Linked DNA regions of Mus musculus: region 1 is linked to region 2. A link is a loop called in an ENCODE intact Hi-C map of the cell type or tissue named here. Cell type or tissue: heart. All regions are shown on one strand. Links, peaks and the distances in the headings refer to the core of each region. The heading gives the core; the rest is flanking DNA.

The links. Peaks named below come from ENCODE experiments on the same cell type or tissue, not always from the same donor. Only the 100,000 strongest peaks of a DNase experiment are listed, where the experiment ranks them.
Region 1: it touches region 2 in a loop (4-fold over the local background); 6 of 42 quality-filtered maps call a loop at or near these places.

The regions. Positions count from the first base shown.
Region 1 is chr6:60,668,907-60,684,654 of GRCm38, reverse strand. No RefSeq gene overlaps it. Among named protein-coding and RNA genes, the nearest start is that of Gm35386, 90 kb to the right of the region's middle. In heart, for the core only: no CTCF peak of the experiment used is centred there; no DNase peak of the experiment used is centred there.
Region 2 is chr6:61,293,952-61,309,699 of GRCm38, reverse strand. All of the region lies in intron 1 of Ccser1 (coiled-coil serine rich 1), which reads right to left. Among named protein-coding and RNA genes, the nearest start is that of A730020E08Rik, 120 kb to the right of the region's middle. In heart, for the core only: a CTCF peak has its summit at 7,878 (motif pointing right); no DNase peak of the experiment used is centred there.

The DNA.
Region 1 (15,748 bases), core at 5,191-13,190, 630 kb after region 2:
ACTTAATATAGGTCATATATGAACCTGGCAAAACTCCCCATCCCTAAAACACCAGTTATGGAGTAAAATCATGCATTTTCCACTCTCTGTTACATAGTGCAAATATCCGATGGTAATCAGTCCTGTTCCTCCATAGGACAAGATCTCACTTCTAGGTCTTCAATGCAGACGCCTTACTTTAGGTCACAGGAGGGATGAACGTCTAACTCAGATCTTGCTTGTTTCACCACTGCTCCCAGAAATAATAATAAATCGATTTTCTTAAAAATGTATGGCCCATCCCCCCTCTCTCAAAACTCCTTTTTACCTCTTCAGTCCTAAAACATGATGTTTCTAGCTGGCAACCAGCCCAATGCAAATGCCTTTGTGCTCCAGTCGAGGATACTATCAAGCTCTCAGACTGTCGTGAGGACTAAGGGTGTTTTCTTGCTTTTTGAGATGAAAGTCACAGACAAGCAAATGGATTCCTCCTTTAGCATAGATTACCTTGGATTCTTTAGGACCACCAGCTTGGACACTCCCTAGCCCACAAAAAAAGAAAAAATAGAGTTTAGATCCAAGTCCTGACGGAGCATTGAACACCTTCTAGCAGCCATACCTCAGAAGAAAAATAACTGCTTCCTCCAGCAGTCACCAACTATAGTCAAATATTCTAACTGGAATCTGGGTTTTTCTAGTTTTATCAAAACCAACCACATTGCCTTAATTAGCTATAACTATCAGCCTGATACAGCCTAGAATCATCTAAAATGGGAATCTCAGTTGAGGGATTGCCTAGATCAGAATGGATGTGGACATGTCTGTGGGGGATTGGGACTGTCTTATTAACTGATGTAGAGTCTGGGCCATTAAGACCTCTGTGGGCATCCCTCTAACATAGGCAGGTGGTACTGGAGTATACAAGAAAGCTAACTGAGCATGAACATGTGCAGGTCAGCAAGTTGTGTTCCTCCATGGTTCCTGCTCCAAGATCCTGTCATGCTTTTCCTCAGTGATGGACTGCAACCTGGAGCTGAAACCCAAACTTTCCTTCTTTCAGTGGCTTTTGGTCAGAGTATTTGTCATAGCAACAGAATGAAATTACAACACGTGTTTTGGATTAGGAGGCATCTTGCCTCAGGTCATGACAGAAAATGCATCCTCTTTTCTCCTTGTTCAGCCAATTTTGTTTTTTGTTTGTTTGTTTGTTTATTTATTTATTTTTTTACTTTAGTTTTGTTCTGGGTCTATGAAAGTCTTTAGGGCTTTTGACTCCTATTTCTTAGGATAGGCATTTCCTAGCAGTGTATTCTTGCCTGTGGCTCCAGAGCCTGAAGAGTTAGGAGGTTCTCAGTGTACTTCACTTCTACCTCTTGTCCATGGAGAGCCTTGCTACCATTTCTTTCTTTTTTGTTTTTATTCTTTAACAGAATTTTGTTAAATTTTGTTTTTATTTTTTTTACAGTCCAGACTTCATCTCCATATTGGTCTGCCCCACACCTACCACTCCCCATTCCATACCATCCCCTTGCCCCCATCACCACCCCTACCACTCCCATCCCACCAGACCTCTCCACTCCCTGCGGCCTCAAGTTTCTCAAGGATTAGGGGCATATTCTCTCACTGAGGCCAGATCAGGCAGTTCTCTGCTGTATATGTGTCAGCTGTTATATGTTGCCTGGTAGGTGGCTTAGTGTCTGAGGGATCTCAGGGGTCCAGGCCAGTTGAGACTGCTGGTCTTCCCTTGGGGCCGCCCTCCTCCTCAACTTCTTCCAGCTTTTCCCCAATTCAAAAGTGACAGCCTTTGTGATTTTCTCTTTTCAGGTTTAATCTGGCTTTGTGTGTTGGGAAAATTGTTCTCAGAGTGCACTTACCACTTTTATCTTAGTCACTTGTGAGGAAAAAAAATTTAATGTACAGGATTGTGGCTGAGTAATATTTAAAAATACAGATTTGTATGTTACTAAACATATATACATATAACTTTATGTTTCCAAGGCTAATAAATCCCCTCACTTAATCTTTTTTAGATGTGCAATGTCTTACCTCATGCCATTATCTTCAAACCTTAAACAAAGCTCAAGAAGCAAAGCCACTTGTCCATATTCACACGAGCAAGTTTGTTTTATGTCTTAAAGTGGCAGTGAACACAAGTCAGTTGGAGAAGAAACAACAGGATGCCACATATCCGTTCATGTTCACCTTCAAACCCTGTTGCTTATTTTTATGGATCAAGGAAATAAACAGTGCCATCTGGTGGTTGAACTTTTGCCATAGAGACAGGTAGGAAATAAATCACACTTGAATCAGTTCACTGATATCATTCCTTACAAACTGAGTGAAAGTGGATACACAACTCTGATGAAACCTACACAGCTATTTCATCTCAACAATGGTAGTATAGAACCTGAAAATATAGCAGCCGTGTTTGATCACGATAGCACAAAAAAAAAAAAAATGTTTTCCTCAGTGGGAAATCACTCTACAGAATTTAATGTGGTAAAATACTGATTAGTTTTTAGCATGATTGACACACAAGATTCTGAATTGACTGAGAGAAGAACAGAAAAGGATCTCCCATAGTTAAGAACTGTGTCTCCTGGGAGAAAGATGGGGCTGTATGTAGCTTGATGATGAAAGGGAGGGAGATATGAGGGTCTCATCCACTCCATGTGCCTCACAGAATATAAACTCCTAAGCACTAAGGCAGAGACAGCAGATAAATTCGATGGCAATTTTCCCCAAAAATTACTTAATGTGTGATTATGTTAGAGGATCCAATTATGGTATCAATGATCTTATTAAAATCAGTAAACAGTTATTACAAGACAGGCATAAGACATCTTGTTTTATTTGACTTCAACCAGCAGATGTATGTTCTATTCTTCATTATTTATCTTCCTGGATGTGTAATCCTTATGAGACTGACTTTCATATTGTATATTTTCAGATTAGCAATTCTATTTTTATACTTTTAATATCATTATCTACAATGAACTTAGTGTTAATCATTCATTGAACACTAAAATAATGGAACATTGTTTCAGTCTATCAATCATATAGCTTTTAGACAATATATACATCATTAGAATCTGCAGATTATTATCAAATACAATTTTATATATACATAACTACAAACGGATCAACAACCAATCAAATATGTCTCTAAGGAAAATACCGAAGATATTACACTGTTCTTAAAACAAATTTTAACTCTCACTTTTTTTTCTTTTTCTTTAAAGGCAAAAAAATTAACTTTATTGACTGTTGCACTTACCATGAAACACCTATAAGAAATAATTACCAGCTTCTGGCTATTATAAATAAGGCTGCTATGAACATAGTGGAGCATGTGTCCTTCTTACCAGTTGGGACATTTTTTGGATATATGCCCAGTAGAGGTATTGCGGGATCCTCCGGTAGTACTATGTCCAATTTTCGGAGGAACCACCAGACTGATTTCCAGAGTGGTTGTACAAGCTTGCAATCCCACCAACAATGGAGGAGTGTTCCTCTTTCTCCACATCCTCGCCAGCATCTTCTGTCACCTGAATTTTTGATCTTAGCCATTCTGACTGGTGTGAGATGGAATCTCAGGGTTGTTTTGATTTGCATTTCTCTGATGATTAAGGATGTTGAACATTTTTTTCAGGTGCTTCTCAGCCATTCGGTAATCCTCGGGTGAGAATTCTTTGTTTAGCTCTGAGCCCCATCTTTTAAGGGGGTTATTTGATTTTCTGGAGTCCACCTTCTTGAGTTCTTTATATATATGGGATATTAGTCCCCTATCTGATTTAAGATAGGTAAAGATCCTTTCCCAATCTGTTGGTGTCCTTTTTGTCTTATTGACGGTGTCTTTTGCCTTGCAGAAGCTTTGCAGTTTCATGAGGTTCCATTTGTCAATCCTCAATCTTACAGCACAAGCCATTGCTGTTCTATTCAGGAATTTTTCCCCTGTGCCCATATCTTCAAGGCTTTTCCCCACTTTCTCCTCTATAAGTTTCAGTGTCTCTGGTTTTATGTGAAGTTCCTTGATCCACTTAGATTTGACCTTAGTACAAAGAGATAGGAATGGATCGATTCACATTCTTTTACATGATAACAACCAGTTGTGTCAGCACCATTTGTTGAAAATGCTGTCTTTCTTCCACTGGATGGTTTTAGCTCCCTTTTCAAAGATCAAGTGACCATAGGTGTGTGGGTTCATTTCTGGGTCAGAGGAATGGATACAAAAAATGAGGTACATTTACACAATGGAGTACTACTCAGCTATTAAAAAGAATGAATTTGTGAAATTCCTAGGCAAATGGTTGGACCTGGAGGGCATCATCCTGAGTGAGGTAACACAATCACAAAAGAAATCAAATGATATGTACTCACTGATAAGTGGATATTAGCCCAGAAACTTAGTATGTCGAGATTAAGGTACAATTTGCAAAACACATGAAACTGAAGAAGAACGAAGACCAAAGTGTGGACACTTTGCCCCTTCTTAGAATTGGAAACAATCACCCATGGAAGGAGTTACAGAGACAAAGTTTGGAGCTGAGACAAAAGGATGGACCATCTAGAGACTGCCATATCCAGGGAACCATCCCATAATTAGCCTCCAAACGATGACACCATTGCATACACTAGCAAGCATTTGTTGCAAGGACCGTGATATAGCTGTCTCTTGTGAGACTAGGCTGGGGCCTAGCAAACACAGAAGTGGATGTTCACAGTCAACTATTGGATGGATCACAGGGCCCCCAATGGAGGAGCTAGAGAAAGTATCCAAGGAGCTAAAGAGATCTGCAACCCTGTAGGTGCAACATTATGAACTAACCAGTACCCTGGAGCTCGTGACTCTAGCTGCATATGTATCAAAAGATGGCCTAGTCGGCCATCACTGGAAAGAGAGTCCCATTGGACAGGCAAACTTTATATGCCCCAGTACAGGGGAATGCCAGGACCAAAAAGAGGGAATGGGTGGGTAGGGGAGTGGGGGGAGGGGGAGGGTGTGGGGGACTTTTGGGTTAGTATTGGAAATGCAATTGAGGAAAATATGTAATAAAAAAAATAAAAATAAAAAAAATTAAAAAAGGAAATAATTACCAAATAACACCGCAGTTTTTTTTTTAAAAACATACTTTCATTTTTCTAATGACCCAAATTGTTTTCAAAATCATTCAAGACATCAGCCATAACAATTCTGGGAAAAATATTTTCCCTCAGTCCCTGATCATCAGGATTGTGGGTTATAAATTTACATGGCAAATAAAATATTAAAAATTTCAACTATTGATCACGTAATCTCCATTAATGAAAGTAAACATTTGAAGAAAATTGTTTTACAATTTAAAAGTAATTAAAATGATAAATGTAATTTGTTTTGTAAATAAGTAGAATATGAGAAGGCATTAACAAATAAGAGGATAATTGTTTAACATAGTACACTAGAGACATTGCTCAGGGGTTAAGAGCTCCAACTGTTTTTCCAGAGGACCAGGGATTGCTTTCCAGAATAGACATGGAGGCTCCAACCATCAATTACTCTAGTCCCAGATGATCCAGCCCCTTCATCTTGCCTTGCTGGATACCACAAGCATGTGGAACATAGACAATAATCAAGGAGGACAATCATACACACACACACACACACACACACACACAAGCTTGCGCACACACACACACACACACACACACACACACACACATATATATATATATATATATATAGTATATATATATATATATATATATATATATATATATATATAGAGAGAGAGAGAGAGAGAGAAGGGAAGGGAAGGGAAGGGAAGAAAAAAAAAGAAAAGAAAAGGAAAGAAAAGAAAAGAAAAAAGAAAAAAAAGAACCCATAGTACCAACATAGTAAGTATCAGCACCAGGTAATAAATGAAATAAGATGGTATCAAGTAGACAACGAGACTGAAATATGGCCAGAACAGTGGAACTATCAAGGCTCAGTTTTTTTTTCCACACAGCAGAGACTATATCCCATCGCGTCAAGAACATTGAGTGCAGAACCTGGACCTTGTGTACCTATGGTTTATGAGCAGACATTTGCAATCCAGGCTAAGTGTCCATCACTGAAAATTGAAAGTAGGGCCAGAAAAACATGCACTTACTTGATGTGAAATCTGCTTGCTGCTCCTACCTGTCAAGCCAGATCCCAGCAAGATGAATGTTCAACCTTTCCATCAAATCAAACAGTTTAATATGACCATGGCAGCATTTAGCTTACAGCATGTGGTAAGAAAGGCTCTTGAAATAGTGCAATGATCATTAACACTGATGGAAATTATTTTAAAATGAGAGTAAAGGAGGTAGGGTCACATAGTATGGGTTAAACTTCATTTCTTGCAAAAAGCCAATGGAGAAAAAAATACCCTTATCTTTTCCATCAGGCTAAATTGGAAATAAAATTTGCTTAAAGTCTGTTATTTACAAATTGAACAGAACAGCACTGGGAAAGCATTTAAAGAGGATTCTTTGGAGAACAAGGAGTTGGTACATGATTGCAAAGTAGAGTAATTATATATTTTTGAGTCCAATGTTCCCTTAATTTGGAGCAACTAAAATGTCCCCTCACCTCTCTTTACTTCTCTCTTCTGTGACTGGTTGAGTTGTGTAATGATGAGATTCACAACTATAATCTTCTGTGATTTTATTTTGAGAAACAGCTTTTGAGGAGCTTCTTAACTTTAGATGAAGTCATCAGAAGAAGCATAATTCAAGAGACAGGTGTCTCTATAGAAAAGAGCAGATTCCAAAGGACATGCACAAGGACACATTAATAGGATGACCATCTACAAGTCAAGTGGAGAGATTTCACTAAAAGTAGACTCTGCTTATACCATTCTTGTGGCATCTAGCTTCCAGAAACATGAGAAAATACCTGGTGTTTAAATCACCCTGTTTGTCGTTCTTTCTAATAGTAGATAAAGTAGACTAATGAAGACCCCCTCAATCCACTATTTTCCCAAGTACACATAAGTGATACATTTATTACATGGGAATTTAGAAACTAATTTCAGATGCAGAGAAATTTTGAGTTATTTTTAAGCTTGGCTAACATTTTATTTGAAAAATCATTTTTTATTAATAATGCAATGATTTTATGAAAGAGGACAAAAGCTTTCTTATTTAAAGGTTAATATTTATAGATTTATGTTCCTTAACTGACAGTAGTTCTGTGTGTATGGGATACAGTGTGCCATCTTAACACATATGATAAGTGGTTAGATTAAGGAAATTGGCATATCTCTACAGTCATGGTCACTTTTGCATATTGCGAATTTTCAGAATTGTTTCTATTACTTTGCTGTTTGATACTGTAATAAAATGTGGACCAAAACCAACTTGAGAAGAGAAGGATTTATTTAGCTACATATATCCTAGCCCCAGTCCATTATTGAGGAAGTCAGAGTAGGAATTCAAGAGGAGCAGATACAAGGACCATGAAGGAAAACTTACAGCCTTGTTTTCCCTGGTTTACTCAGCTACCTTTCTTATATAGCTCATGGTCATTATCTGTGGGGAACCACCCTCACATTCACCATTACAAGATGGCGCTGACATCCTGTGTTCTAAGTAGTAAACAAATAATCTGCGCATGTGCCGGGGTAGTTCTCCACTCCATGTGCTCTGCCTTCCCCTTGACGACAAATTGGCCAATGGGCTGCAGCCAATCAGGGAGCGACACGTCCTAGGCGGAGGATAATTCTCCTTAAAAGGGACGGGGTTTTGCCATTTTCTCTCTTGCTCCTGAAGAAGTAAGCAATAAAGCTTTTGCCGCAGAAGATTCCGGTTGTCCTGAGCGTGTTCTTTCCGGTGGGAACAAAAGCTCGGGATAATTATCCAGTCTCATGGAGGCAGTTCCTCAGTTGGGCTTCTCTCTTAGTCATTTTAGGCAAACAACTAAGATTGGCCATAATGTTTATGCTTGTCAACGTGACACACAAACACAGTACTGTGAAAAATCTGTAACTCTTCCTTTCTTTGCTTATGGGTCTGGTGGTAATATAATATCACAATATAAAACACGATGTAAAATTTTAAAAACTTTCAGTATTTTAGAAGTCTAGGTTCTCTCTCTTTTTATAAAAAAATATATTTAATCTTTTTTTTACACTCCAGATTTTATCCCCCTTCAGGTCCACATCCCATACCTCCTCCCCTAGTCACCACTAGGATGTCCCTGTACCACCCCTCCCCCAACCCTAACAGACCTCCCCACTTCCTGGGACCTCCAGTCTCTTGAGAATTAGGTAGATTTTCTCTGACTGATCCCAGACCTGGCAGTCCTCTGTTGTATATGTGTTGGGAGTCTCATTTAAGCTGATGTGTGCCGCCTGGTTCATGATCCAGTGTCTGAGAGATCTCGGGGATCCAGGTTAATTGTGACTGCTGGTTCTCCTACAGGGTAGCCCTTCTTGGCTTCTTCCAACTTTTCCCTAATTCAACCACAGGGCTCATCAGCTTCTGTCCATTGGTTGGGTACAAATATCTGCATCTGACTCTTTCAACTGATGGGTTTTTCAGAGGGCAGTCATAACAGGCCCCTTTTTGTGAGCCTCAGTAATAGTGTCAGGTCTTGGGACCTCCCCTTGAGCTGGATCCCACTTTAAGCCTGTTGCTGGACCTCATTTTTCTCAGGCTCATCTCCATTTTTGTCCCTGTAGCTCTTTCAGACAGGAGCAATTATGGGTCAGAGTTTTTGACTGTGGTATGTCAACCCCATCCCTCACTTGATGCCCTGTCTTCTACTGGAGGAGGACGCTACAAGTTCCCACTCTGAGTGCTGGGAACTGATTCTCGGTCCTCTGAAAAAGCAGCTGGTCCTCATAACCAAAGAGCCACCTCTCCAGGCAGGCTAATATTTTACCTGGATGTTTGTACTCAGTCTCTTGAATTTCCTCTATAGACTCCTTTGTACCTTCTCTTCTTAGATGATGTATTGCTATCTTTTAGTACTAGGTAGCACTACAATATTCAGTGATTGGCATGTTAATGCTGTAAGCTCCACCCCCACCATAGTTTAGACATATAGAATGTATAAGAACTATTACATATAAACCAACTACTATGCACTGATCTGGTCTTTGTTTTGATGCCTAGTATATCACTGTGAATTTTGAGTAATAGTATTGCTGTGTCAATTTTGAACATTAGTCGTAAAAAACAATCTATCTAGGGTTGTATGCTTATAACTGGAGGACATAACACCTACAGGGTTACAGTTTTGTCTAGAGTATAAAGTCTATTCATTTATTCCTTTGCCACAGGAACAAAAATTCTCAATCTTTCTAAAGCTATGTGCTATTTAAGCTGCTTATGCTGGTCCATGAAGTTGTAAGGTTGTAAGGTAGCTCAAATAAGCTTCAGCCTGGAGATTCAATTTTTACAAGAGTCTATTAGCTTTATTATTTAACTTAATAGTAATTTGCATTAGAGCCTGGATCCTTGTAAGTATAAATCCAATTTACTTTTATAAAACATTGCAAATATAATTATAAATATAAATATAAACATGTTCCAGAAATACATAGATGTGGAAGAATGTTTATTTTCTTAATTGAATATTATATTTCTTTTGAATAAGAATTTTAAAAATTGAATATCATTTCTTTTCTTCAATGTAAACTATAGTTCAAGGATAGCTTAGGCTACATAAGACTTTGTTTCAAAAATATGCAACAAAGAAAGGAAGTGGCAGGGGTTGGGGTAGGAATATATACACAGAGGCATTCACATACTAAACTGTATCCAACCAACATCATGTTTATCCTAAAATTATCTATGACTGAACTTATAAAGGTGTTTATAGTTCCCAGTTTATTTTGCTGTTTAATTGTTTTAGGAGCTGATCAGCAGGTAAAGAAGTATTATATACAAATAGCAAGGTGCATGTGCAGAGTCAGAGGATAACCTTCTCAAATCAGTTCTTTTCTTCCATGATATGGGTCCTGGTGATCAAAGTCAGGCTGTCGAGCTCAGAGCCAAGTAACCTTTCCTATGGAGACACCTCACTGTCACAGTTTTACAGTTGCTACAGTTTTACAATTGTAGTACCAAACCCACATTTATACTTAAAATTAACTGAATTTGGCCAGAAAAATATTTTTTTCTTCAAGTTACCTATTTATAAAAGTCAGCAGTGTAACACTGATTTTGGCAATTTGTAAATCAAAAGATATGAGAGTCAGTGAGAGCAATATAAATTATTTTCTGCTCATTTATCAAATGACTTTGAGAATGCTGTATAGGTAGTTGAACTTATAGCTTTTTTTTTCTCTCATTTTTCCATTTAGGTGATATATGTCACATTTGCTTAAATATAGAATCAAATGGTTTATCAAACAAGAACATCTGAGTCTACATTTATGCTTTTGTGTGTGTGTGTGTGTGTGTGTGTGTGTGTGTGTGTGTGTGTGTGTGTGTGTATTTCAAACAGTTTTGCTGCTGTAGAGTTGAATGCAATAATAGAGGGAAATATGACCATTTACCCTTTCTCATGTCTAATTTTAGTGGTATTTTTCTGACTTTGAAGGGCTCCATTAAACATGAAAGTGGAGACACTTACATGAGATCACTCAGTACCATACCACACTCTTATTCAAATGTTATCAGTAGATTTAATGGAAGATACTGCATACCTTATTTTATTTTTGATAATCGTAACTTAAAAACGCTATAAAGTCTCTGACTTGATATCTATTAATAGGCCAGATATATGTTACCATTGTGAATGTATTTGCTCTGTGATTCTTTAAGGTTGATATGCTTTTCTTAACATTTGTACAAGTATGCAGAATTTAATGCATTCTGAGACCTCTTGATTGAAATTGAGCTCTATATTTTAATAAACTCCATATTGCCTCTATGTCTATTACCTGCCTATGGGTCTAGAGGCTTTCAGCAAGAGAGCCTTCACAGAACAATCTCATGTATCAATTTGCTTTTTATTTTAATTTTTTGAATTCTTTTTAGAGTCCTTCAAAATTATTTTTATTTTGGTAAATAAAATTTTATCTCTAATTGTCTTTTCATTTCATATATACTTTAATTTGAATTACAGCATAGTTTAAAGTAGAAAACTCTTAGAGAATAAAACCTTAGGGCAGTGGTGGCACATGCCTTTAATCCCAGCACTTGGGAGGCAGAGGCAGGCGGATTTCTGAGCTCCAGGCCAGCCTGGTCTACAGAGTGAGTTCCAGGACAGACTGGGCTACACAGAGAAACCCTGTCTCAAAATACAAGGAGAGAGAGAGAGAGAGAGAGAGAGAGAGAGAGAGAGAGAGAGAGAGAGAGAATAAAACCTTAAAGCACAGAATAATATAATAATTGATTTTTGGTTTTCTTTAAATGTGTGAATCATAACTCAAGTTAGAAAATTATTTTTTTACATTCCTATATGATCAATTAGCAATTCAAAACAAGAATGTGTATAAGAAATCAAATGAATGATGAACTAATGCAGGTGAACCAAAGGCCTTCCCTCAATACTAAGAATAAAACAGCTTTGGGAGTAAACACGTTAAACACATTAAACCTCTGTTAGTACAGGCTATGCATGCACAGAATATGCAAGGTCTAGGATCAATACTATAAAACTAAATAAGTAATAGTTATCTCTGTGTTGGCTCTATGTATCGATCTTGTTTTTTTCATGATACATAGTAAAGCGTCTTAAGCCTTTTAACCTGGGTTTACTTAATGCAGAATTGCTGAGGTAAACAATCATATTTTCTCATATTATTTGTCTCTTATGTATGTGAAGCATCTCTGACACAGCTTCTCCCAACATACACCATTGGACTTGAATTCTATACCTTTATAAAACCTTATGGGTTTCATAGTTTAAGAATTTATTCATGTACAAATTATTGAGAAAACTAATTGTTCTTACAGCTGAAAATTATGCACTTGCATATGTTGACAAGGATTCATTTGGTTCTAGAAACTTTATTTCTGAGAGGCAATGATATACTTGTTACATATCTCATGAGAATCCTGCCTCTGTATGTTTCTGTTAGAAAGGTACAATGTACATTCTTTCCACGGGAAGGTACATGTGCTATACAAATAGCATGTTAACTTAGTGTTCTTTTTTCTTTGGCTGAATTCGCTTTGAAATTTTTGAGTTAAGTTTTAGCAAATGTAATCTAAAGAACATTTTATTTGGTTTGTTTTGCTAGAGATCAGACCCATGGCTCTTTGCATGCCACTCAAAGGCAGAACCACATAGCTTTTTAAAATGAACTGAATGGACACATGAACTTTGTACCTGAGATTCTTCAATGGATGAGTAGAGTTAGGTGCTTTCAAACCTACAATCCTATCACCTTTGTAGATTTATGTGTCCTTAAGATACATGTTCTTCCTATAAAATTATTATTCTCTGTTAAAATATATTTATTTTATGTTTATGAGCACTCTATCTGAATGTATGACATCATGCAAGAAAAGGGCATCAGATTGTAGTAGAGATTGTTGTGAGCTACCATATGATTGCTCAGGAATTGAACTCAGGGCCTCAGAAAGAACTGCATGATACTGGGACAGTGACAGACAGGTAGATCAATGGAATAGAATTGAAGACCCAGAAATGAACCCACACACCTATGGTCACTTGATCTTTGACAAGGGAGCTAAAACCATCCAGTGAAAAAAAGACAGCATTTTCAACAAATGGTGCTGGCACAACTGGGGGTTATCATGTAGAAGAATGAGAATTTTTCCATTCCTATTTCCTTGTACTAAGGTCAAATCTAAGTGGATCAAGGAACTCCACATAAAACTAGAGACACTGAAATTTATAGAGGAGAAAGTGGGGAAAAGCCTCAAAGATACAGGCACAGGGGAATAATTCCTAAAGAGAACAGCAATGGCCTGTGCTATAAGATCAAGATTTGACAAATGAGACCTCATAAAATTGCTAAGCTTCTGTAAGGCAAAAGACACTGTCAATAAGAAAAAATGACCACCAACAGATTGGGAAAGGATCTTTACCTATCCTAAATCAGATAGGGGACTAATAACCAATATATATAAAGAACTCAAGAAGGTGGACTCCAGAAATTCAAATAACCCCATTAAAAATGGGGTACAGAGCTCAACAAAGAATTCTCAACTGAGGAATACTGAAGGGCTGAGAAGCCCTTGAAAAAATGTTCAACATCCTTAATCATCAGGGAAATGCAAATCAAAACAACTCTGAGATTCCATCTCACACCAGTCAGCATGGCTAGGATCAAAAATTCAGGTGACAGCAGATGCTGGCCAGGATGTGGAGAAAGAGAAACACTCCTCCATTGCTGGTGGGATTGCAAGCTCATACAACCACTCAGGAAATCAGTCTGGTGGTTCCTCAGAAACTGGACATAGTACTACTGGTAGATCCAGTAATACATATCCTGTGCATATACCCAGATGTTCCAATTGGTAATAAGGACACATGCTCCACTATGTTCATAGCAGCCCTATTTATAATAGCCAGAAACTGGAAAGAACCCAGGTGTCCCTTAACAGAGGAATGGATACAGAAAATGTGGTACATTTACACAATGGAGTACTACTCAGCTATTAAAAACAATGAATTTACAAAATTCTTAGGCAAATGGATGTATTTGGAGGGTATCATCCTGAGTGAAGTAACCCAATTACAAAAGAAGTCACTTGATATGCACTCACTGATAAGTGGATATTAGCCCAGAAACCTAGAATACCCAAGATACAACTTCCAAAACACAAGAAAATCAAGAAGGAAGACCAGTGGGTGGATACTTCATTCCTCCCTAGAATAGGGAATAAAATATCCATGGAAGTATTTGCCTAGACAAAGTTTGGAGCTAAGACGAAAGGATAGGACTATCCAGAGACTGCCCCACTTGGGGGTCCATCCCATAGTCAGCCACCAAATTCAGACACTATTGCGTATGCCAGCAAGATTTTGCTGAAAGGACCCTGATATAGCTGTCTCCTGTGAGGCTTTGCCAGTGCCTGGAAAATACAGAAGTGGATGCTCACAGTCATCTACAGGATGGAACATAGGGCCCCCGATGTAGGCGCTAGAGAAAGTACAAAGAACTGAAGGGGTCTGAAACCCTTTAGGTGGAACAACAATATGAACTAATCAGTACCCCCAGAGCTCTTGTCTCTAGCTGCATATGTAGCAGAAGATGGCCTAGTCAGCCATCATTGGGAAGAGAGGCCCCTTGGTCTAGCAAACTTTATATAACCCGGTACAGGGGAATGCCAGGGCCAAGAAGTGGTAGTGAGTGGGTAGGGAAGTAGGGCGGGGGGAGGGTATAGGGGACTTTTGGGATAGCAATTGAAATGTAAATGAAGAAAATATCTAATAAAGAAAAAGAAAAGAAAAAAAAAAGAAAGAAAGAGCAGATAGTGGTTTTAACCATTAGACATCTTTCCTGCCAAACTTTAATGTTCTTTAGTATATACAAAGGCAAGTTTGCTTTTTCCAAGTATTGAAGATTTAAAAAGCACTTGTAGGGTGTAACTGAATGTATTCATTTGACAGGAATTATAGTTATTGTGGAAGACTTGTCTTTCAAAACCTATCTTTTTTTTTTATTACGTATTTTCTTCAATTACATTTCCAATGCTATCCCAAAAGCCCCCCCCCAACTCCCCTACCCATCCATTCCCATGTTTTGGCCCTGGCATTCCCCTGTACTGTGGCATATAACGTTTGCCTGACCAATGGGCCTCTCTTTCCAGTGATGGCCAACTAGGCCATCTTTTGATACATATGCAGCTAGAGTCAAGAGCTCTGGGGTACTGTGTTAGTTTATAATGTTGTTCCTCCGATAGGGTTGCAGATCTCTTTAGCTCCTTGGATACTTTCTCTAGCTCCTCCATTGGGGGCCCTGTGATCCATCCAATAGTTGACTGTGAGCATCCACTTCTGTGTTTGCTAGGCCCCTGCCTAGTCTCACAAGGGACAGCTATATCACCGTCCTTGCAACAAAGGCTTGCTAGTGTATGCAACGGTGTCATCGTTTGGAGGCTAATTATGGGATGGATCCCTGGATATGGCAGTCTCTAGATGGTCCATCCTTTTGTCTCAGCTCCAAACTTTGTCTCTGTAACTCCTTCCATGGGTGATTGTTTCCAATTCTAAGAATGAGCAAAGTGTCCAACACTTTGGTCTTCGTTCTTCTTCAGTTTCATATGTTTTACATTTTGTACCTTATATCTCGCTATACTAAGTTTCTGGGTTAATATCCACTTATCAGTGAGTACATTTCATTTGAGTTCTTTTGTGATTGTGTTACCTCACTCAGGATGATGCCCTCCAGGTCCAACCATTTGCCTAGGAATTTCGTGAATTCATTCTTTTTAATAGCTGAGTAGTACTCCATTGTGTAAATGTACCACATTTTTTGAATCCATTCCTCTGTTGAGGGACATCTGGGTTCTTTCCAGCTTCTGGCTATTATAAATAAGGCTGCTATGAACATAGTGGAGCATGTGTCCTTCTTACCAGTTGGGACATCTTCTGGATATATGCCCAGGAGAGGTATCGAGAGATCCTCCGGTAGTACTATGTCCAATTTTCGGAGGAACCACCAGACTGATTTCCAGAGTGGTTGTACAAGCTTGCAATCCCACCAACAATGGAGGGGTGTTCCTCTTTCTCCACATCCTCGCCAGCATCTGCTGTCACCTGAATTTTTGATCCTAGCCATCCTGACTGGTGTGAGATGGAATCTCAGGGTTGTTTTGATTTGCATTTCCCTGA
Region 2 (15,748 bases), core at 3,465-11,464:
TCAAGTTATTACTTTGGCTTCCCAATATTGATGCGCTGAAATCTAGATCTGTGTACTAAAAATAATACCATTTTCCACTAAGTATTTTTTAATTCATCCAAATATTTATCACAGCAACAGATATGAAGCTAAAATACTTATAAAGTTGTGTCTTAGTGTTTTTCATGTGTCCTTAGTTTTTATTAAATACTCCCCATCCTATCCTCTTGCCCATCTCTCAACCCCACAACAACACTGCCAAATCTTCCTCTTTCTACCTTCATGTATGTTCTATTAACCCCTTTCTCCCTAAGACCCCTTCTCTATAACATGGGTCCTTTCTAGCTGCCTTTTATGGATACTCCATATTAAACATGTGAATCTAAAATTTCAATGCTAAAATCCACATAAGACAGAGAACATGCAGCATTTGTCTCTCCAGTACTGGGTTTTCCTACTTACTTTAATATTGCTCAATTCCATCCATCTTCTTGCAAATCACATGGTTCTATTTTTCTTAACAACTGAATGAAACTATTTTGCATATGTATGACATTTTCATGGTACACAGGCTACTCTCACTGCTGTTGGCTGTCCTCATAACTAGATGATAAAACCCTATTGCTGAAGACATTACACACTTTAGTTGCAGGGCCCTGGAACTGATCTAAAAGCTTCCTCCCTGGTAATGGGGAAAGCAATCAATGCTCTTACCCAGTTGTAGACCGGAGATGCTACATACAATACTAGCTAGGCAACATATTCTCACTAGTTCGATAGCAACATGAATGTTACAGGAGAAACTAGACACTTTCTATTTGCATTTCCATCCTGCTACGTGGGGGGACAGGGAGAGGGGGGACTCATATCTGTTTCTGTTAATCACATGGCTAAGGAGATCATGAGCTCTAGAGTGAAACTGATCAGCTTGACTAAATAAGTATGCTATAATTCCTACCAAAATACTATCATCATTGACATTTGTGTATCAAAACATTCCTTGACCTTTTTCTTAGCATTTCTTGTTAGAATCAGCACTCCAACTGAAAGAGTAGCTCAACTGTAGGTCTCTTTAGCGAGTATTCAAAAGACTAACATGTGAAAATGTTTTCAGGAAAGTTTCTATACTAAGCAAATTTTTCATGTGCGTAAATACTGCAAATGGTGAGAGCTCTGCCTTGTTTTGATTTGTTAAGGGGAACTCTGCCCTTAAGTAGATAGAAAATCTATTAAAATAGAAGGTTCTTTAACTCCTTATGCCATGCATAAGAACTGTAATCAGTTTCAAGGTTGTTGTGTAGCTGCTGCCCTCCATCAAAGGCCTATCTCTGGGGGGTTGAATGAGCCCGGCCCCAACTCACTCCTGTATTTGAGTGCTTGGTCCCTATGTAGTGGAACTGTTTTAAAGGGTTAAGTATCGCCTTGTTGGAGGGGGTGTGACACTGGTGCCACACTCACTGCGATGATGATCACAGACTCAATCTTTGAAACTTTTAACCAATTAAAAGCTTTCTTTTAGATAGATAGATAGATAGATAGATAGATAGATAGACAGGTAGATAGATAAAGAGGCTACTTAACTTTATTTTACACGAAGCCTCATTTCCTACTGGACAGGTAAAAATACCTGTAGCTTGTTTTCCCATAGTCTTGAGACTCAGTGGGGCCCGATTTTTGTCTAAATCTCCAAAGCGACCCCTCTGCTGAATGCCCCTCTCTATACTACTTTTACCTTCTTCCTGCTAATAGCCAAGACTGTATCAGTTTGCATAGTTATTCCATCAAATAACAAATACACTAATACCTAGTACTGGATGGATTTTCAAGCAGGTATGCTTGCTCTGAGCACATCAATATTTTAAGCACAAATAAACATTGTGCCACAACTTATCTGAAGCTTAACAGAAGTCTTCCAAATTATGAAAAGTCATTTATCTAAAATTGTGATTAGACACCCGAGACATATTTATAATATAACATTGAACAAATTGATTAAAACGGGGTCTCCTCTCACCACTTTCATTAAGCAAGAGATGCGTTGTAAGACTGACATAGTAATTTCATTTCTCTTAACTAGGCTATTATAATTATAAATGTAGCCTTCTAATGCCTTAATAAAGCTTACATATACTCTAGGAAATGAGAGAAACATCTTTTCTTAATTACTGTGTTGTATCCTGTGTGTGTGTTGGGGGCGGGGCTAAGTGCTGATACGCCCACGCCATATCACACATGGAAGTCAGAGGAGAACCCTGGGGACCTCCCTCCCTCCTCCTACTGGGCGCTGTCAGAGCTGAGCCCAGGTCATCAGGCTTTAACACTGAGACACCTCACAGTTCCTCCTTTCTCAGCTATCATCCCATCTTTCTTAGTCACATGTTATATAAATATGCAGATTGAAGGCCATTGCCTAGGGGCTTCGGCTACCACAAGGATTATCTGCTTTAGATAAAACAAACTTTATACATACATTAAAAGTACCCCTTCCTGAAGATGCAATTGGCAATAAAGAAATCTGTGACTGCAAATGAAAGCTCTGTGAATTACCAGTATCATGAACAAGAACACTAGGAATGATCATCTCATAGAGGCTGTGATGATAACTTGGTAGTTAAGAGAGCTGATTGTTCTGTCAAAGAAACCGGGTCCATTCCCCAGCACCCATGTGGCAGTACAGAACAGCCTGTAACTCCAGTTCTAAGGGGCCTCACACACTCTCCTGGCCTCCAGCACCTTCATGCATGTAGTATGCATACAGAGAAACAAACACAGATGCAAACAAAAGATAATAAAAATAAATAAGCCTTTAAAAATAAATTATTTCATGGGAACTACTACCACATCAGAAATCCATGGCCTTCCTTTCATTGGGCGCACATTCAGTCTCTAGTGTTTGATGTTGGGCTTTATTCAAGCAAATGTATGGGGCCTGAAACACATAGTATGAAAGCAAGGGACACATGCGACCTGCAGTACATAGGCAATAAGAAAACAGTCACTCACCCAAATCTGGGCTCATAAATAACTTGTCCTTCTGAAAATGACCTACTACAAAGAATACTTTCACATTTTATTAAAAACATCTCCTAAGTTGTATTTCTTATTTGGATTTTAAAACAATATCAAATTATTATTTGAAGATTTTGTGAAGAAAGCAGCAAAATTTGAGTCTTGTCCCAGCCCTATTATTTCTCAGAAGAGTTTTCAGAAAATGACCACAAAAAGACAAAATGACCAATCTCAAGAGAAAGTCTACTCTACTTGGGAAAACACAGGAAAGAAAATTCACAGACACAAATTGTTTATAAGTAACAACTTTCAACTTTCAATCATGCAGAAATAAATCATATGTAACAATCTCAAGGTACATACTTTGAGGAGGCTTCCCGGCAACTCTGTCTAATGATGCTGAGTCTACAGTACCGGCTGAGTGTCCAGGGTTTGGCTGGAAAGACATCTGCTCTAGGCAGTACAAGCTGTTTACTCAGCAACTTGTACTCTAACTATCATGTCACTTTCCTGTGAATGCACATTAAAGATGCTTTATTTAATCTCTCATGCAAAAGGGAAATCATGGAAGTATTTTGAACATATAATCATTCCTACAGCACAGACAATGGCTACTCTGTCAGTAGGATCAGGGAAGACACCAAGGGATCCACTACAAATGGTCTTCAGTCACAGAACAGGAGCAAGATTATGCATCCAGGCATGACAGGATCAGATATCATATCATGGAAAGTAAGCAGTTAACTAATAAAGTATTAAATTCATATGTAATTAGCCACTGTGAACATATTATCTTACTCTGAAGTAAAATAAAAATATAAATATTATTGCTTGCATAAGACACAAGTGCTTCTTAATGCGGTTTTCCCACAGGAATAGGTATATAAGTAAAGTCAGACTGCCCCAATTGGACTTTCATAGAATAATCCTATAGTCAAAGAGAAAGAATAGATCAAAAGTAACATAATAAGACAGTTACAACAAAAAGGGACAAACCTCTTCAAAGCAAGAGTTCTGGTAGACTCTGCGAAGCAGAGGAGATTCTTATCTGAATGACTGGGACATGTTTAGATACATATTTAGAAATAGTAAGATTGACACCATCACCATACATGATCATAACTCTTGGTTGTCTTCTAAGACAATAAAAATAGAAGACACAGATCAAAATGAGTTTTCACAGAGACTAGTAAGTTGTGAAACCAACAACAATCGTGTGTGTGTGTACGTGTACGTGTATGTGTATGCAAGGTTAAGACATAAACAAGAGCACATTCATGTTTAAACAATGTATAGTTCTTATACGGTATTTAAATGTGTGTGACAGCTAACGTGTTGGTGCTGTGAGCAGGGGTGACTCTCCTTCAACTTGGGATTTCCCCAAGTCCTCACCTGGACACAACCAGTTCATAGCTATTTTAGACTTCACATCTGCTTACCTAACCACAGCCACCATAGAAAGTGTGTCGGAAGCTGAGAGACTCAAGTGCCAGTGGGGCTGAGGTTAGTCTGACTGTCCACTGTCACTGAATAAATCATGACGTGAGCAATATGGCAAACATTATTTAACTAATCTCTCATAGAAACAGGCCATCCTTTATCTGAATGCTTGGGTATAATAATGTTTATGATTTTGCATTTTGAAATAGATGTATAGATGTAAGGAATGTCACGAATGGCACATAAAGAATAAAGTTAAAATCTATCCTTTATTCCACATACATTTTGTATACATAAACTGGGCATGACTTTCTATTGTATTTTCAGTGTACCTGTGCAGGGTCTGGCATGGCCTTGGTGGGGACAAATTGGCATGGTTCCTGTCCCTAGGAGAGGGCCAGCCAATGTGGACCTGCACAAGTGTTGATGACTGCTGTGGGCATAAGACTTGTTTGTACAATAGTGTACATATTTTCACATTCCTGTGAGGAAGGTCTTCTTTGTTAATGTTAATGACTTCATGATAATCTGAGATAGCATGAGTCCAGGAGGCAAAGGTGTGGCTAATGTCTCAGAAAATGGTAAAAGCTGGGATCTTCAGGACAGCCCTTAAGACTATGAAAAAGAACTCTAAAAGTATGAGTTAGAAATATATATAATTTCTCATCTATGCAAAAATAAGGATACATACAAATTATATAAGGAGCTTTATGAATCTAAAGGAAGAGAGTCAGCTGCATTGATGAGCCATCTTGTCAGAAAGATACAAAGGCAGGCAGATTCCAGCTTCAAGGTCAGCCTGGGACAGAGCAAGGTTAGGCCCAGGTGTGGTAGAATTGGTAATTTCAGGATTGAGTTCCATCCAGCTAGTTTAACGTCTGTGCTTAAGAGAGACAGGTAGATCTCTGAACTCATTTTTAATGTTAAAAGAAATCGTATACTTGCTGTTTTCTAAAAATTAAGGGGCCGGGCATGGGATGCTGACTCATAGGATAATAAAAAAAAAAAAAGGAAACCTGGAGTAAATAACTGGGTTGATATATAAAATAAAAAGCTGGGGCTTGGTCTGCATCAGATAAGCTAGCAGAAAGATGTAGCAGTTCTTCCTTAGAATTTTTCTCTGGTGAGAGCTAGATCTTGGAATACACAGCCCTAAATGAGATGTCGCCATTAAATCCTTCTCAGGGAACCCTGTGAGAGGAGGCAGAAGGACTGTAGGAGCCAGAGGGGGGACAGAGGATACCTGGAGAACAAGAACCTCTAAAACGTGTTCTCAAGCTGTGGGCCCTACTCTTTTATGGGGTTGAATGACCTTTCACAGGGTTGCCTAAAACCATCAGAAAACACAGATAGCTCCATTATGATCCATAACAGTAGCAAAATTACAGTTATGAAGTAGAATCAAATAGTTTTATGGTTGGAGCTCACCATAGCATGGGGAACAAAGGGTCAAAGGATTGCAGCATTAGGAAGGTTGGGGACCTCCGCTCTAAAACAACTAACAAAGATATGAACTCACAGACTGAAGCGGCAACATGGTTGTGCATGGTTCTGCACCAGGTCCTCTGCAGACACACTATAGCCTTCAGTTTACTGCTTTTATGGGACCCCTGAATGTGAGAACAAGTAAGTGCTGACTCTTGTGCCTTCTCTTGGGAGACTTTTATTTTTCTGGATGACTTTCTTGTCCAATTTCAATATGATTGTTTTTGTTTTATCTTGCTCTATTTTATTTTGTAATGTTTTATTGTTATCTCTGAGACACCTGTTCCGTTCTAATGAGAGACTTAAAGGGAGCAGATCCAGGTAGGAGAGGAACTGGGGAGGAACTGGGAGGAGTAGAGGGAAGGAAAACTGTATTCAGATTATATTGTATGAGAAAAGAATCTATGCTTAATAAAAGAGGGGAATAAGGAGGTCGCAAGTCACACTGACAGCACCATTTAGAGATTTTTTTTTTTAATGTGAAACAAAAAGCCCTCCAGAGCTCAGCATTATGGGAGAACAGGACAAGTCGGCATAAGGTGCGCGCCACGAGATTCAGGGTACGCGCAACAGTGAAACTTCAAACAGTGCTGATGTCCAGCGGCAAAAGAGATTTATTGTAGAAAGTAACAGACAAAGCTTACACAGACTAGTTGAAAATATGAAGTAACATAGGAAAGTTTTCCAGACCATTGCGTTTTATAATCAAGATCCTAAATGATAGTCTAAATATATTTATGTCAGCTGTATGTTTTAGGAAATACTATGCCAAATAAATATATTGAACATTCATACATGCATAAAAACATGTGGGAATGTCTGGGAAGATGCACTTCTAACCATTCGCTGTGTTTATGCCTAATATGGACTATTACTTCAGCTGTTGTCAATGGAGACATCTGCGATATGTGTAATAAGATCTTAATAATGGAAATACACTCATAAATTTGATTTGAGGTTAGAGGTAAGAGAATAAGAGAGTCTAGTAATACAGAATAATGTAGTCTAATAAGAGTCAGAATATGGAAGAATATACACATGTTCGTGTAAAATGAATAAAAATCATTCAAAATAAATAAAAAAACGTGTGGGGCACAAAACCAGATAACAGTGGTTGTTTCTGCAAGGAGCAGGAGAATGGGTGTGGGAAAAGCCTGGGAACTGAGGCAAAACACAAGAAATCCCTGGAGGGTTATACTTTTCAAATGTTAATATTCCAAAGTAAAATATTTTTTAAAAAAATAAAACATGTTAGGAATTTTTAAACCATCCATTACTTTTGAACTATATTTAATTGGAAATTTTTATATTTTAGTGATTTTCAGTCTAAAGTTAATCTGTGAGGTTGAAGGTTCTCTGATGGTTACAGTTCAATTTAACTTCCTAATTAAAGCTATTTCCTTTATCTTCTGCCATACTGTACTTACTCCTCGGTAATCAGAGGGACAAAGTGATTCAGTCCAAGATTCCTGCCAGCTTTGAGGTTCGAAAACCTCCATATCACTACTATGACCAGACCGTCGCCGGCTATTTGTCACCTGCTGCTCATAAGTAGGAGCAATGAGGTATGGGGGAAGAGGTAGCTCTCTGGCTCTCCTTTTGTGAGATAAGTTGAGATGCTTCAGCTGGTAAAGGCACTTGCTATTCAGATTTGACAACCTAGTTCAAGCCTCAGGACCTTTGACCTCCATGGGTGCATCAGGGCACACATATGCCCCCAGACATACTCATATCTCCCACACCCACGAAATAATAGCAATAAATTGTAGCAATTTAAAAATAAAATGTTATTTTTAACTCAACCTTTAATGGATGATAATCCAACTAGATGCCAACTAATAATATATATCCGAAGTGTACGAGCCTCATCAATATCTAAAACTGCTGTTCACTTAACAATGAAATAACTGCATTTGCTTTAAAGTTTACTTCAGAAAAAAACCACTTGCAGTTGCACATAGTGATCAGCAGAGGGCACAAAAGCCTGTCTTTTGATTTACAAAAGAATGGTTCTTTTTAAAACTAATATTCAAATAAACCTAATAAAACTAATTTAATGGGCATTTAATTATCAAAAATATCCTAATATATTTAAATGGTAAAGTATTATGTTAAAATATTATTTTCAATGTAATTTTTGTTTATACAAATGGTGTCTGATAAAACAAAACCTTTGTAAATAAAAGAAATCTTTAACTCTTAACTAGAAAGTTTAGGAAGAGCTAAAATGCTAAGAAAGAAAGACCTTTTAATCTAGAAACAAGTGTAGGACTTATGCTGGCCGTGCTTTCTATGCTGTAATCCCAGAATTAGGAAGGCTAAGACAGGAGAACAGATGTGCATTCAAGAACAAACTGGGACACACAGTGAGACCTAGTCTCAAAAAACTAAAATACAGTTAGAGGTATATAACTTACTCGAAGAAAAAGAATTTTTAATAATGAAATATGATGGAGGGCATTAATTAAGTTGGTGGTGGCTACGCTAAGCATGTGTAATCAGAGGTGTGTGTTTTTTGTGTAGTCATCACTGCAGGCAGTAGATGATGTGATATGTAACAGAGACTCTCACCCTGTGGCCGTGGGAAAACACAAATGTTAGAGGAGTCAAAGTGGAAGTGAGCGGTACTGCGGAGGAAGGAAAAATGAAATCCCTAACCTTCAGCCCACTCATCCGTGGTTGGGGTTGTGAACACTGCTTTTGTGTGGCTACCATGTGAGTTCACTTCCGCTCTGTCATGGGTTGACATGGCAAGCCTGTGCTGTCAGGCTCATTTAAAAATAATTACAGACTCTTTCAACATGTATCTCAATTTATCATTATCCACTTTCACCAAAGCCCATGTTTCACAGTGTGCATGGTAAGCACTGTTCTGGGATTGTGTATCTTCATATGATTAGAGAATCAGCAGGAACAACTCTGTGGTTGGCTCTGAGTCATGAAAACACATGCACAGAACTTTTGGGAAGTACCTGTTCATACACACGTACATGTCACATACGTGTCTCCATACCGCTTCTTTCTAGCTCAAATACAACTTGCTTTCATCGTGTCTCATGCATATAAGAAGGTGCTCTATAAGTGGTTACTACTAACACTCAAAGGCATGTCTTAGAAAAAAAGGTAAGAACAGCAGGAGTTGGCAGAGGGACAGCAGCAGCAGAGAGGCTGTCTCCTGGTAAACTGCAAAATCAGAAGCTTGCCTGTGCATCCAAGGGGGAAGCTTGGATCCAACTTGTTACACAGAAATGTCTGAGTGACATTTTCCCAGCACACACAAACAGCTTTATGTATTGGCAAATGATTTTTTAAAAATGGGGCTACTCTTTTACAGGCAATGGAAGAAAGTAATATTCAGTCTATTCAACCTGCTCCAGTCATGGAGGAGGACCAACAAGAAAGGAAACACAGCCCATGACAGTGATGTGCTTTGTACAACCAGAGGGATGAGATCCAAGGTGCTGAGTGTGAAGGTGATGTGGGCATGAGCAGAATGGAAGCAATCTTCTGGAAGAGGCAAAAACAAGTGCAGAATCTCTAGGTAAGCATGCTCTGCCCAAAAACCGAACACAGACCAGGCAGTCTGAAAGTGACAGAAGAAGAATGCTGTAGGACATCAAAAAAAGCCATTCGAGAGCTAAATGAGTCTACCTCTTCTTAGAGGAATAGCCAAGCTGCTGGCAAACCATTGCTGTTATTGTTGAAAGAAGATAACAGGGTCTGGCTCAGAGAATCACATGGCAGGATAAGGAGCTTGATTTATTTTGGGGAGACCAGCAACAAGAATGTTGGGGTGAAAACTGGAAGTCCATCACAGAGAAGAGCCTAAAAAAATCCCCAGGGTTACTTTGTTAGATTGTTTTGTTATTTTGTTGCTGTTGGTTTGTTGTTGCTCTAGCTGGTAAAGAAGTGCTGCTAACATCAGCATGGCATGGCAACTCAAGAAAAATATGAATTAAAAGGTTACTCATTACAGCGCTGTATTAATTGGGAAACACACCACTGCATCCTCACTGCGCCATCTGTGTTCTTCAGTCTCCTATGTGGCAGGGTCAGTGGCAACCAGTGGAAAGTGGTTTGCGGCACTTTGTGTCTTCAGTACTGAGATAGGGTGCTTAAACCAAGTAGCTTCTCCACAATTTCTCAGGTTTTATAAACTTTCCATAAGAGCATTAAGTAGATTTCATTTCACAAAAAGAAATACCAAAACTCCAACATCCAGTCATTTACTTAATAAAGGTAGAAATTTTACACAACTATCAAAAAAGTAGCTAATACGCTGTACTTCTAAATAATAACACTGAAAACACTGAGTGTCTGCTTTGGCTGACCCAGTTTTCAGAATTTTTATTAATGGAAGAACCCTAAGTGGCGTTTTGGATTTCAGCCCAATAGCAGTATTGGCTCTCTTATATGCTGGAACAAATGTCAACGTATAAATGTCTTCTTGGTAATCAATGAAGCTGTTGTAAAATCAAGCCAGTCGTCCATGCCACTGGAGTACCATCTAGTAATTACAACAGCAGCACATGTTGCTGCAACGACCAGAAGTACATCTCTCCCATGCTACAGAAGACTTCTCTGTAGCGGTCAAGAAATCAAGTCATAAAGGGAGACCCTGGGTGTCTCCAAAAATATTTGTATGAAATAGAATGTTTGGAAATATTACAAGGTTTTAGTGAGTGAGGATCTGTTCCAAACATACAGAAAATTAAAAGGAAATTTAGTCTTTTTTTTCTTCCACTCAATAAATTTATTACCTGAATGACCAAAGTAATAAGAATGAAACTAAATGTAAGTTATAGCGTAGTCTTGACAATATATAATTCAAGGATAGTTCTGAGAAGAAAAAGAAAACGGTACATGGTTTGATCATGCTTTGTTGAGTAATTGATTCCATTTAGTAAGCATTGATTGAAAAGCAGGCATTCTGTTTGCGGCAGAAGATCAAAGATACCTTTCTCTTCTGTTTGTGTCTTGCTGTTTCCACAGCCTCATGCCGGGCCAGTTGGTAAGCTTGGTGGTTTCTTTAGGATTGTACTACCGCTGCCCGGTGTCTTCTTGCTGAAAGCACTAAACTATGCTGAAAGGCTGGTTCAGACCTGGTGTCTGCCTGCAGAGGACTGCTCTGCAGCTCCTGAGTCATAGTGGGTGCCTGAACTGCTGCTATCCAAGAAGATTAAGCTCACCCTAAAGAACTATTGCTGAGCAAATCCACTTCCCCCACATCCTAATCTTTTCTCTTCCACCACCTCTGCTGGACTAGAGGAGAAGTTGAACCCTTATTAAAAGTAAGATGCAAAAAGTGTATGTTTACAAATATATCTATATTAAAATCCCATTAACGTTAATTAAACTTATAAAATTTCACTTTGCATAAGAAATCAAATATATCTTTAAATGTTATGCTAATTATTTTTTCATGTTAATTTTTACTGATAGATGTTATATTTATAAGGGAAGCATCTACTAGGGGAATTGAAAAGTTAGGCACACTAAAGAATAGTTTACTGAATCTAATTAATGACTTGGGTAAAATAATAGTCTGTTTTATCTTTTGCCAAACAATATAATTGTAAATGAAAATATAATGTTCATGAGGTGGGCCCAACATGAACATTATATTTTACCTACTAGAATGATTAGTAGTATGCAGTATCACACATATTCAAGATATTTAGGAATCTGTTCTTAAACTACATCAATGCCGAGAGCGTTAAAAGTCACATAACACAGTCAAGTGTGAGTGGTTTCCTTTGAGAAAGATGATGCACTGAGTTTACTTAAGAGATACTATGAGAAGCTAGGCGTGGTGGCGCACGCCTTTAATCCCAGCACTCGGGAGGCAGAGGCAGACTGATTTCTGAGTTTGAGGCCAGCCGGGTCTACAAAATGAGTTCCAGGACAGCCAGGGCTATACAGAGAAACCCTGTCTCAAAAAACCAAGAGAGAGAGAGAGAGAGACTATGAGAAGAACCACATGTTGTCCCTTGATAGCAAAACACAATCAGCTCATTTAGATGGTAGGAAAGAAACAGAAGATATCCAGGGAAAACAAGACCAGGTCACCAGCATCAATCCTGTAGGACAATAATATCCTTCCCTTATATCAAATTGATGTAGCATCGGTTACTCACTGCAAACTTACACTTCAAACTTACACTCTTACAACTTCATTAAAACCTAAAAGTGAAACAAAGTCATGGACCTTAATATAACTCCCTTGAAATAAACGATCTCAAAATATCGCAATTAATTATGAAATTCCATTAAGAAGTCATAGCCAAGAAGCCAACAAGGACATATTAAACTGGCTTGTCCATTTACAACATGTAGAGGTTTATAACCGACTTCTAGTGATACTATAATTTCAGTTAAGCTGAACCACTGGAATGTTAATCATTGTAATCCATATAAATTTCAACCCTAAATTTCATATTTATTTGTCCAATTAAAGTGTTTCAAAATCACTGACAAGTTAAAATTCATTTATATTGTCAATTACATTATAGAACACCTATATATTTTATGTGTGTCTATAATGTGTGTGAATCTCTACACAGAATTTTAATCTGCTTCCTACAGCAGATATAGCAGTGCTTTTATCCTAAAATAAAAATATTTTGTAATATGTGTTAATATAAAACAATGTAAATCTATAAATCAAATACAGCTAAAGTGTTTTCATTGAAGTTGCAACACAAATATTTTCTTTCAAAAGAACTGCTTCCAGAAAGAACTATCCAGAATGTACAATTTGCTTAACTTATTTTATTTATTTATATATAGAAAGTCTGATAATGAGAAAAAAAATAAAATATGGCTTTTTATATACCTAGCGCCATGACATAGCCAAAATACCTACTCTTTCTTTTCTTTAACACAGGGTGCTGCTATGTAGAACAGACTGGCCTGGAACAAGTAGTAATTTTCCTGTCTCAACCTCCTAAACTCATCTACACATCTCTCCTAGCACCCAGGCTCTGGGAGTAAAGCAGAGCCTTCCCTAGGAAGTCTTTGACTTTTATCAACTCTGCAAGTCCTAGGAAACTTAGGGTGGATGCCCACAGCTCTTTGTCTATATGATTTCCCAGTATGGACTGAAATTTTTATAACAAAATATTTAACAACTAAAAAGCACTGGAAACACACTTAACCAAGCCTAATTGGTATGCAGATGCAATTACGCTGATTCAGGAAGTATAAACCAGAAGCCATATGGTTCTTAGTTCCCTAACACTGCAGACAGGCATGTCAATGCTGGATCTGAGAGCAGCACTATTGAAAAAAAAAAAAAATGCTTTACTCAGTCACTCTGAGTCTGCTTATGAAAATCAGTTAGAAAAAACTTGCAGTGATTTCAATCTATTCGCATGTGTGAGATTTGAAATACAGCCAAAGACACAAGTCAATCTGGGCATCCCCATGGTGACGCAAGTGGGCCGTCTGCACAGGATAACAGGGTAAACTCAACATCGTTCAGTTAGAGTTGAAGAAAATGAAGTAGCTGTCAATGGAGAAAAAAGTGTTGATGCATCAATACATGAAAGAAACAGGCCTTTAACAATGTTTGATTTATCCTTTCTGACAAGATAAAGAATACCAGATAAAAGTCAGTCCCGAGAATGGCCCACTCCAAGCTCAGAAAGAGTTTAACTAGGCTCGATTATAGCTTCGTGTCTATTTCTCCTAGCAGTGTTAAAGAACAAGGAATGCTGCTGGGGTTTGAGCGATATGAGTGACAAACCAAGTCAGTTCCAGTGAAAGGTATGGAATGTGCAGAAAGTGCTGACACCAATGCTGCAGTGGACATACTTAGAAAACAAAAAGGAATGGTAGGCTTTAAACACTTTTCAAATTGGGATGGAGCATGGTATGCGTTAATCGAAGTTTGACCTCCAATGCTTCTGGCCTTTATTCACCAGGGGCTTTAGTTAAGAGTGAACTCTGGGCACTGCAGTGTGAATGTGTGATTTAAGCCACGGATGGAAGGCTAAGATAACAATCCATACTGAAACGTGACTCTGAGCTTGTGCTGGAAGGGTTCCAAGCTTTCTTCAGCCAATGTGGTAAAATTCTTAGATTAATGGCTTGAAGACATTCTTGCTTGTCAGGAGTATGTGGGTTTTCTTATTCTAATTTTTGCCTTGGCAGCAGGACATTGTGGTAATTCATTGCTGCACTTTAAGGACAGTTGGGCATTGGCTCATTATGGTGCATGTAACTGATAGTTCTATTTATGGTCTCTTAATGTCTACTTTTTTTCATTTCTTATTCCAGCCCAATCAACTAAGTTTGATACACATCTACTTGTAAATAGAGTCTATAAGGGCATTTAGTCATCAATGGGAGACGGGGAGGGAGAAAGAAACAGAGGGAGGACAGAAAGATGAGTCATGGTGTAATTCCATATTTGTTCAAGAAAATATTCTTTATATGAAAAATTATTCAAGAAAATAAATTCTAAGACAAAAAGATTAATCACCATGGTTTTGCCAGTGGACTTAGTGGAATGTCTTAATTCCTTTATTCTTTAGGTTCTAGGTAAAGAAAATATTTTTAAAAGATAAGCTGCTTTATAATGCTCCACTTACAAACAGGTTTTGAATTTTTTTGGCATTGTGTGTAATTCAATAAATAATTCTTAATAGACCCCAGAGGATAATGATCCTCCTCTCTGACAAAAAAAAAATTTACTTAGGCAAATATCCCTAGACTCATATGAAATATTTTATAAAGCATGAATTTAAGAGTTATAGATTCTTTACTTGGGTTATTGTGGCAGAAAATATCAAGATTAATTTTCCAATAAGCTATTAATAGCTAACTGGCACTCACAAGCCACATAACAATTAATCTTAAAACATCACGTGGTATTCATTATAAGTCTACCTTGATCCAGTAGAATTCAGAGAGTGGGTACTAAAAGTCTACGGCTCTCTGTGGATAGTTCTTCTTTTTTCGCATAGGCCCAGGTGATACTATGTGACCTTGCCCCCCCAGGTTATCCCTAAATGGTGAGTAAAGATGCCTACAGCCTACAGCTGGGCAGAAGATATATTGAGGCAAGAGCCGAGAGAGAGAAGTTAGAGAGAGAAGAAGATGGCATGGGGTAGGTGAGTCATGAAAACATGGTAATGAGGTCTGGCCAGTTCGAGTTAAGAGCTCCCAGAGGAAACATGGCAAGTTAAATCTCAGGGTTATTTGCAAAGAAGTAGGCAAAATAGAATAGAGGGTTGATGTCTGCACAGCTCTGGTGTTTTAACAGCTTATTATAAATATGAAAGTTGTATGTCTTTTATCTGGGAACTGAATGATCAAAGGTAGGGTAGGAATTCCCAAATGAGATCAAATATTTACTGCAACAATCAAGAGTTTGTGCGTTTGAGTATCTAACTAAGGTATTAAGTGAAATAAAGTGAACACCATGGCTGCTAAACAGCCACTCAGCCCAGGAAATTACTGTAAGCTATAGGTGGGCAAAGAGCTAGATCTGTACCATACATGTTACAACCTTGAGTCAAGGTCTCCCTCTGTACTCCAGGCTGGCCTGGAATCCACTCTGTACTGAAGGCTACTAGGAACTAGTAGCAGTCTTCCTGCCTTAGCCTCCCAAGAGTTGAAGTCACAGGACAGCAGTACCACATCCAGCTATAACAATTCTTTATTATACTTATAATATTTATTAAACTATTCTTATAGTTTATAGAAAAGCAAAATAAATAATATTTAAAGAAAATTAGATAATCAGAAACAAACTGGTTATGCATGATACAACAAAATAATTTGAAAAACTATTAAGGCACAAATTTGGAATCCATATATCAACTGGAAG